2 separate regions of the Homo sapiens genome follow, and region 1 is linked to region 2. Evidence: read pairs that join two places in POLR2A ChIA-PET (ENCODE). Cell type or tissue: GM12878. All regions are shown on one strand.

Region 1 (5,000 bases), 69 kb before region 2:
TTGTAAGTATACAGTTTTGTGGTATTAAGCATAGTCACATTGTTGTGCAACCATCACCGCCATCCATCTCTGGAACTTTTTCATCCTCCCTGACTGAAATTCTGTACCCATTTAAACACTAACTTCTCATTCCCCCTTACTCCAGCCCCTGGCAACCATCGTTCTGTTTTCCTTCTCTATGAGTTTGACTGCTCTAAGTACTTCATATAAGTGGAGTCATACAATATTTTCATTTTGTGACTGGCTTATTAGTATAATGTCTTCAAGTTTCATCCATGTGGTAGCATGTGTCAGAATTTCCTTCCTTTTTAAGGCTAACATTCCATCCTATGTATATACCACATTTTATCCATTCATCTGTTGATGGACATTTAAGTTGCTTCCTCCTTTTGGCTATTGTGAATAATGCTGCTGTGAATGTTGTTGTATAAATATCTGTTCGAGTTCCTGCTTTCAATTCTTTTGAGTATGTTCCCAAAAGTAGAATTGCTGGGTCATATGTTAATACTGTATTTAGTTTTTTGAGGAATTGCCATACTGATTTCTATAGTAGTGGTACCATTTACATTCCAACCAGCAGTGTTCAGGGTTCCAATTTGTTAACATTCTTGCCAACCCTTGTTGTTTTCTGGATTTTTTTTATTTTGGGGTTTTTTATTTTATTTATTTATTTTTTTTTTGAGGCAGAGTCTCACTCTGTCACCCAGGCTGAAGTGTAGTGGCGCAATCTCGGCTCACTGCAACCTCTGCCCCCCGGGTTCAAGCGATTCTCCTGCCTCAGCCTCCGAGTAGCTGGGACTACAGGCGCGCGTTACCACGCCTGGCTAATTTTTTGTATTTTTAGTAGAGGTGGGGTTTCACTGTGTTAATCAGGATGGTCTCGATCTCCGGACCTTGTGATTCACCCGCCTCAGCCTCCCGAAGTGCTGGGATTACAGGCGTGAGCCACTATGCCTGGCCATTTTTTATTTTTAAACAATAGCCATCCTAATGGGTATGAAATAGGTTTTTTGGTGTTTTGTTTTTTTTTTTTGAGACAGAATCTTGCTGTGTTGCCCTGGCTGGAGTGTAGTGACGTGATCTCGGCTCACCTCAACCTCCGTCTCCTGGGTTCAAGCACTTCTCCTGCCTCAGACTTCCAAGTGGCTGGGACTACAGGCGCCCGCCACCACACCCAGCTAGTTTTTGTATTTTTAGTAGAGATGGGGTTTCACTGTGTTGGCCAGGCTGGTCCACGATCCATCCACCTTGGCCTCCCAAAGTGTTGGGATTACAGGGGTGAGCCACCATGCACAGCCAGGGTTTTGTTTTGTTTTGTTTTTACTATTTTTTTTTTTTTTTAGAGACAAGCTGTCTCCCAAGCTGTAGTGCAGTGGCACCATTCGTATCTCACTGTAACCTCAAACTCCTGGACCCAAGCAATCCTCCTGCCTCAGCCTTCCATGTAGCTACGTCTACAGGCATGTGCCACCATACCCGGCTAACTTTTTTTTTTTTTTTTTTTTTGAGAGTTTTGCTCTTGTTGCCCAGGCTGGAGTGCAATGGCATGATCTTGGCTCACTGCAACCTCCTCTTCCTGGGTTCAAGTGATTTTCCTGCCTCAGCCTCCTGAGTAGCTGGGATTACAGGCGCCCGCCACCACGCCTGGCTAATTTTTTGTATTTTTAGTAGAGATGGGGTTTCACCATGTTGGCCAGGCTGGGCTCGAACTCCTGACCTCAGGTGATCCACCCACCTTGACCTCCCAAAGGGCTGGGATTACAGGCGTGCGCCACCACACCTGGCCCCCAGCTAACTTTTAAATGTATTTTGTAGAGATGAGGTCTCACTGTGTTGGCCAGGCTGGTCTTGAACTTCTGAGCTCAAGTCATTCTCCCACCTCGGCCTCCCAAAGTGCTGGGATTACAGGCATGAGCCACCACACCTGGCCCCTTTGCCCATTTTAAAAATTAGGTTGTTTTTGTTGTTGTTGAGTTGTAGGAGCTCTTTGTATATTCTGCATTTCGGTTCCTTATTGGATATGTGATTGGCATACATTTTTTCCCATCCATGGATTGCTTTTTCATTCTGTTATAGTATCCTTGATTCACAGAAGTTTTTAATATTGATGAGGTCCTGCTTAGTCTGTGTTTTGTTTTGTTGCTTGTGCTTTTGGTGTTATATCCAAGAAATTTTTGCCAAATCCAAAGTCATGAAGCTTTGCCCTCTGTTTCCTTCTGAGTTTTATAGTTTTAGGACTTAAATTTAGGTTTTCGACCCATTTTTAGTTAATTTTTGCAAGTGGTATAAGGGAGGGGTCCAGCGTTATTGTTTCACGTGTAGATATACAGTTTTCTGAGTACCATTTGATGAAAAGGCTGTCCATTGAATTGCTTTTGCAACTTTTATTTGGGCATATTTATGTGAGTCTGTTACTGGTTCTATATTTTACTCCATTGATCTATGTGTCTATTCCTCTGCTAATACTGTCTTAAATATGGTAGCTATATAGTAAGCCTTAACACTGAGTAGATAGATTTCTCCCCTTTTTTTGTTCTTTTTCAAAATTGTCACTGGTTTGTTTTTATTTTTTACTTTATGCAGATAATCTGTACTATACTTTGGTTTCATGTATCAAGTAGTTTGTTCCAAGTTGTGCTTTAAGCAGAACAAATAAATTTTCATATTGTTCTTTGTGTTAATCTGCAATATAAACCTATACCAAATTCTATTTTGTGTATTTGTTTATTGTAGTAATCTGACTGACTCTTTTGCCTCCAGACTCATCTCTTTCAAGGTCCCCAACTGAATCTTGTTTTAGGTGGAACTTAGAAGCAGTAGAAGTTAAGAATCTATTTCACAGCCTTAGTAGTCTAGTTTCATTCTCTATATAATGTTGTCTATGCAAGTGAGCTGCTCTCCAGTGCCTTAGTTTCACTAATGTTGGGGAAGGTCTCTTCTCTTGTTTTGGACTTCTCTATCACATTGCCTTTCTCAAGAGAAGACATATAATGAAAGTTGATATCTGGTGTTCTAGGACTTCTTCAGAAGCTTGCCAGTTTTTCAAGCTGATTTCTCTCACTGGCAACTCTTCAGAGTGCTGTTCCTACTCCACCCTCCCCTGGTGGTATGTATCAGTTTTCTACTCATCAGCACCCACCTACTCCTGCCTACTGTGTTTCTCAGATGTCTGCTGCCTGGCTAGCTCATTGCTGCTTTTGTCACTCATAGAGCTGTCTTCTTCCCTTTTTTTGGCTTTCTGCCTGACTTCCAGGGCAGCTGCTCTGTCATTGCCTGTCTGCCATTCTGTCTTTTTTCCCCCTACCCCCCACAGATACAACATCTACTCTAATACCACACATTCTCCATGTTCAAACTAACCTCATCACTTTCCCCACCACATTCCCCAAAACTGGTCATCCTCCAGCTTATAGCATTGCAGTTCACTGAAGTTAGACATCTGGGCCTTGCTTACCTCCAACATCTCATTAGCCTTCGATTCTACCCCTATAAATCCTCTTCTCAGTCTCCTTTAGATATTCCTGCCCTGCTGTGAGATCCATCTGGTTTATTGGCTAGATTACTTCAGAAAGCTTCAGTCAGTGACCCTCCTTACTTCAAACCCCACCAGTTGATCCTTCACTCTGCCATCAGTCATTGCTTCTAAAATCTAAATTGTTCCATTTAACCTTGCTGTGATAAAACCTTTGGTAGTTCTTCAGTGTGTTCAGTGGTAAGTTAAAACTTTCACTGTAATGTACAGGCCCCTTCATGATATGATCGCTGCCTCCTCGAGCCTCATTGTGTGCATTTCCCCGCCCCACCCTTTCCTCACCCACCCTAGTCTTTCATGTCTGCCATTTTTACATTCATTTAGCAGATATTTATTGAAGCCCCCTGTGATGTCCTTACCTAGGTCTTTCTTGTTGCCAGGACCAGACAGGCTTTTTCAAGCTTCCAAGTCATCTCAGTTTGAAAGACTATGTCTGACCCTTGTCTTGGCCAATTACTCTTTATCCTTCCAAGTTCAATGATTGTCCCACTGCACTCCAACCAGAGTGAGAGAGCAAGACCCTGTCTCAGTAAATAAAAATAAATAAATAAATAAATAAATAAATAAATAAATCAGCCATAATTTATTTAATCATGTCTCTCTCCCCCATTGATAGACGTTAAGGGTATTTCCAGTATTCTTCTCTTGAAAACAATGCTACATTGAATAACCTTGTACATGGGTCACTTTGAAAGTATGGATATGTATCCGTGGAATAAGTTTCCAGAAGTGGAATTGTGTCAGAGGGGTTGTGCATTTGTAATTCTGATGAATATTTATAGATTATATGAGAGTACCTGTTTACTCAAACTCTTGCCAATGCAGCATTATCAAAGTTTTTTATGTTCGCCAGTGTGATAGATTAAAAAATGGTATCTCAGCCAGGCGCAGTGGCTCACGCCTGTAATCCCAGCACTTTGGGAGGCTGAGGCGGGCAGATCACGGGGTCAGGAGATCGAGACCATCCTGGCCAACACAGTGAAACCCTGTCTCTACTAAAAATACAAAAAATTATCCAGGCGTGGTGGCGGGCACCTGTAGTCCCAGCTACTCGGAAGGCTGAGGCAGGAGAATGGCATGAACCTGGGAGGCGGAGCTTGCACTGAGCCGAGATCGCGCCACAACATTCGAGCCTGGGCGACAGAGCGAGACTCCGTCTCAAATAATAAAAAAAAAAGATGGTATCTCAGCATTGATTTCTTTGATCATCAGTGAGGTTGAGCATCTTTTCATAGATTTAAGAGAACTGTATGGTTTTTTGTGAGTTATGTTTCATATCGTTTACCCATTTTACTTTTAGGCTGGAAGCAGCTGTTTTAGTGGAATGGTGGAACAAGAAGCCAGATTGCCATGGAGAGACAACTCTTTCTAGAGATTTGGCTATGAAGCAGAGTAGAGACAATGATAGCTGAAGGATTGATGTAGATGCAAAGAAATTTTTCATCTTCTTTGAAAACTTAATTGTGTT
Region 2 (5,000 bases):
GCGCCTCATCACTCAGTTCCACTTTACCAGCTGGCCAGACTTTGGGGTGCCTTTTACCCCGATCGGCATGCTCAAGTTCCTCAAGAAGGTGAAGGCCTGTAACCCTCAGTATGCAGGGGCCATCGTGGTCCACTGCAGGTCAGTGTGGCCTGACCCTTGTACCCCCACCCCCACATTTCGCCCCCATGGCCAGAGCAGGGGAACAGCACAAGGGCCCTGGCTGAGGAGGCTGGCACAGAGTAGATGACCTACTGGGGCACCAGCGCAACAGCCAGAGACTCCAAGTTCTAGTGCAGGGTGGAGAATATGACTTGAGGAAGGAGGGTAGGGCAGTCCTCCAAGATTAGGAGTTGGGAGACCCTGCTATGAAGCCAAAAGACTGGGTCAAGTGCTGGCCATGTATTTTTGCAGCCTTCGGACCCTTCTAGCTGGAGGTCAGGATTCAGGACATACTGGAGTTGTTGGCTCCTGGAGAGCCCCAGCTCTACCCCATTCAGAATTAGGATTTAGACCCTGAAGGAAGAGCCCCTGCCTGTGTTGCCCCTCCCTATCTGCTCCCACAAGGCAGGCTGGCCATCCCTATAACCCCCTGCTCTCTGGCTACAGTGCAGGTGTAGGGCGTACAGGTACCTTTGTCGTCATTGATGCCATGCTGGACATGATGCATACAGAACGGAAGGTGGACGTGTATGGCTTTGTGAGCCGGATCCGGGCACAGCGCTGCCAGATGGTGCAAACCGATGTGAGTGATCTGTGGGTCAGGTGAGGGTGGGGGGTTCCAGGACTAAAACATCTGCCCACATTGAGGATTCACTCAGTCTCACAGGTTATTGTAAATGATTACTATAGAGTGTGATTGTGGGGGAAAGAAAGATAGATCACACTGTTACCGTGTCTATGTAGAAAAAGGAAGACACGAGAAACTCCATTTTGTTCTGTACTAAGAAAAATTCTTCTGCCTTGAGATGCTGTTAATCTGTAACCCTAGCCCCAACCCTGTGCTCGCAGAAACATGTGCTGTATTGACTCAAGGTTTAATGGATTTAGGGCTGTGCAGGATGTGCTTTGTTAAAAATGTGTTTGCAGGCAGTATGCTTGGTAAAAGTCATCGCCGTTCTCCAGTCTCAAGCACCCAGGGACACAATGCACTGCGGAAGGCCGCAGGGACCTCTGCCCAAGAAAGCCTGGGTGTTGTCCAAAGTTTCTCCCCACTGAGATAGCCTGAGATATGCCCTCGTGGGAAGGGAAGGGTCTGTGCTGAGGAGGATTAGTGAAAGAGGAAGGCTTCTTTGGAGTTAAGATAAGAGGAAGGCATCTGTCTCCTGCTCGTCCCTGGGAATGGAATGTCTTGGTGTAAAACCCGATCGTACATTCTATTTACTGAGATAGGAGAAAACCGCCTTATGGCTGGAGGTGAGATATGCTGGCGGCAATACTGCTCTTTACTGCACTGAGATGTTTGTGTAAAGTCAGACATAAATCTGGCCTACGTGCACATCAAGGCACAGCACCTTTCCTTAAACTTATTTATGACACAGAGTCCTTTGCTCACATGTTTTTCTGCTGACCCTCTGCCCACCATTACCCTATAGTCCTGCCACATCCCCTTAGCCGAGATAGTAGAGATAGTGATCAATAAATACTGAGGGAACTCAGAGACGAGTGCTGGCGCATGTCCTCCGTATGCTGAGCACCGGTCCCCTGGCCCACTGTTCTTTCTCTATACTTTGTCTCTGTGTCTTCTTTCTTTCCTCAGTCTCTCGTCCCACCTGACGAGAAACATCCACAGGTGTGGAGGGGCTAGCCCCTTTCATGTGATGAAGGGCTCTTATAAATTATGTATTCAAAGAAATCGAGCACAGAGGAGGTTGTGGTTTCATGCCTGGGAGAGTCAGGAAGGCAGATGACAGGTTACTGGACTTCAAAGATTAGGGAACAGGCAGCTGAAAGAGCCAGTGCCCAGAGACATGATGAAGCTCGGCCACATCTGGGAGCAGCAGTGAGATTGGCTCTGCAGTTGGGGCATAGCACCAGGAGGGAGGCAGGGACCAGACTATCACGGGCTTTGGGTGTCTCCAGTTTCTGACAGCCCCTTCAGACTATTAAATCTGCACTCTCAGAATGAACAGGAATTGAGTTTGTCCTTCTCTCCAGGCGTCCACCACCCCCAAGATAGACCTGGACCCTTCTTCCCAAGTAAAGCACCCCCACAGGGACTCCTGCATTTCAAGTCCCACTTCACTAAATTGGGATAATAAGAGGGAGTCCTTTTATTCCTGCTAGGATCAAAGGAGAAATGGACTGGAGTGAAGTGGGGGTGGGAACAGGTGATCTGGCATGAGAACTATGTTGTATGTAACCAAGAACTTCTGTGTCATTCATGTTTCAGATGCAGTATGTCTTCATATACCAAGCCCTTCTGGAGCATTATCTCTATGGAGATACAGAACTGGAAGTGACCTCTCTAGAAACCCACCTGCAGAAAATTTACAACAAAATCCCAGGGACCAGCAACAATGGATTAGAGGAGGAGTTTAAGGTGAGTTGGAGCTGGATAACCTCCTTCAGATTGAAGGATCCTTGTAATCTGGGGAACATGGGATGCCTGACTGTGCATTTGCCAACAGTAAATCCCCTTGTGAGGCATGCCAGTGGTTAAGGAGATGGTCCTTTCCTCGTACTCTGGTAACTCTCAACTCATCCTGCACGTTGGAATCACTTTGGTTGTGTTAGAGTAGGGAGAAGCAGGCAACAGTATTTTAAGGCCCCTAGCCCTCCGAGGTGATTATGATACACAGCAAGAGCAGTTTTTTCTGTAAGAGCCAGATAATAAATATTTTAGGCTTTGCAGCCCACATGGTTTCTATCCAGCTACTTAGTGCTGTCTTTGTAACACAAAGGCAGCCATAACCAATAGGTAAATATAATGAGTGTGGCTGTTTTATAAAACTTTATTTGCAGGCAGCAGGCAGCAGGCCAGATTTGGCCTCTGGACCTTAGATCACTGATAGCTCCTATATGCCACTAGACAATGGTTCTCAACACACCTAAGGCATATGTCACACTGTCATCAGTAAAAGTGCTCTCCCAGGCTGGGCACAGTGGCTCACGCCTGTAATCACAGCACTTTGGGAGGCTGAGACAGGTGGATCATGAGGTCAGGAGTTCCAGACCAGCCTGGCCAATATGGTGAAACCCCGTCTCTACTAAAAATACAAAAAGTAGCCAGGCATGATGGCACATGCCTGTAGTCCCAGCTACTCAGGAGGCTGAGGCGAGAGAATTGCTTGAACCCGGAAGGCAGAGGTTGCAGTGAGCCGAAATCATGCCACTGCACTCCAGCCTGGGCGACAGAGCGAGACTCCATCTCAAAAAAAAAAAAAAAAAAAGTGCTTTCTCAGAAGCAGGAGATTCTGGGTTGGGGTGGGGAGGACCACTTAGAGAAGTTCTTCTCAAATATAGCATGTGCACAGATTTCTTTGGGATCCTGTCAAGATGTGGGTTCTGCCAGGCACGGTGGCTAATGCCTGTAATCCCAGCACTTTGGGAGGCCAAGTCAGGCAGATCACCTGAGCTCAGGAGTTCAAGACCAGCCTGACCAACACGGAGAAACTCTGTCTCTATTAAAAATACAAAATTAGCCAGGCATGGTGGCACATGCCTGTAATCCCAGCTACTTGGGAGGCTGAGGCAGGAGAATCACTTGAACCCAGGAGGCAGAGATTGCAGTGAGCTGAGATTGTGCCACTGCACTCCAGCCTGGGTGACAGAGCAAGACTCTGTCTCAAAAAAAAAAAAAAAAAAGATATTAGGTTCTGATTCAGCAGGTATGAGTTAGAGCTTGAGATTCTGCATTTCTTTTTTTCTTTTCTTTTTTTTTGAGATGGAGTTTCACTCTTGTCACCCGGGCTGGGGTGCAATGGCGCGATCTCAGCTCACTGCAACCTCTGCCTCCCGGGTTCAAGGGATTCTTCTGTCTCAGCCTCCTAAGTAGCTGGGTCTACAGGCACGTGCCACTACCCCCGGCTAATTTTTAGTAGAGACAGGGTTTCACCATGTTGGCCATGCGGGTCTCAAACTCCTAACCTCAGTTGATTGCCCACCTTGGCCTCCCAAAGTGCTGGGATTACAGGCATGAGCCACCACGCCCGGCTTGAGATTCTGCATTTCTAATAAGGTGAAGCCAACGCTGCTGGTGTATGGGCTACACTTTGAGTAGCAAATGTCAAGAAGGAGCCTCAATCGGGAAGGGAGGATGCAATTCTGAATAAGTTTTTTTGAAGAGCCTTAGGCAGCCTCTGGGGGTGGAACTGCAGAGTGGACACACTCCCTCCTACGATGCTGGAATCCCTTGCTCCAGGATCACAAAATTCCAAGCCAGGAGAATCTCAAGAGAGTCCACAGGAGCCTGGAAGGTAGCATTTCCCAAACAGTCTCTTGGCTTCAGGGTTCCAGCTGAACATATGGGAACAGAGGTCAGGGCCCTGGTGAGAAGAGCAGTATGGAGCCAGAGTGGCCTGGAGGTGCAGGCCAAGGGACAGGCATAATCTTGTCAAGTTCAGTTACTGGGATCAGTAATGTTTCCCCTCCCCTTCCCAATTCAGAAGTTAACATCAATCAAAATCCAGAATGACAAGATGCGGACTGGAAACCTTCCAGCCAACATGAAGAAGAACCGTGTTTTACAGATCATTCCATGTAAGAGCCCTCCCGCCACTCCAAAGCCTTATTGCCCCATCCCTCAATTCCCTCCACCCCTTCCATTTCTCAGGTACTAGTTAATGATTGGCGTATAGACAAGAATCATGGCATTGCCTCTTGTTGCACCCACTTAACAACATGGCGTTGCCTTTTGTTGCACCTTAGTGGCTTCTGGAAATAACGTAAAAGCCAAAGGCTTTCTCCCTAATGAGCTAGGAACAGACATGTCCTTGCCCAGCTGGGATTCTGTCTGCCCAGGGCCTGAGGTGGGAGCAATGCAAGGAGAGGGAGAGGACAAA

Evidence for each region. ChIA-PET counts read pairs that join two places held together with the same protein. Peaks named below come from ENCODE experiments on the same cell type or tissue, not always from the same donor. Only the 100,000 strongest peaks of a DNase experiment are listed, where the experiment ranks them.
Region 1: POLR2A ChIA-PET joins it to region 2 with 6 read pairs; 3 of 35 experiments call an interaction of 5 or more read pairs at or near these places.

The regions. Positions count from the first base shown.
Region 1 is chr20:2,952,593-2,957,592 of GRCh38, forward strand. All of the region lies in intron 3 of PTPRA (protein tyrosine phosphatase receptor type A), which reads left to right. Among named protein-coding and RNA genes, the nearest start is that of PTPRA, 82 kb to the left of the region's middle. RefSeq lists an enhancer at 2,834-2,893. In GM12878, no CTCF peak of the experiment used is centred here; no DNase peak of the experiment used is centred here; H3K27ac peaks cover 812 bases.
Region 2 is chr20:3,022,083-3,027,082 of GRCh38, forward strand. It overlaps PTPRA (protein tyrosine phosphatase receptor type A), which reads left to right. Exons shown (of 24, transcript NM_001385305.1): 15 at 1-138; 16 at 607-742; 17 at 2,390-2,539; 18 at 4,605-4,698. Among named protein-coding and RNA genes, the nearest start is that of GNRH2, 19 kb to the right of the region's middle. RefSeq lists an enhancer at 4,807-5,000. In GM12878, no CTCF peak of the experiment used is centred here; no DNase peak of the experiment used is centred here.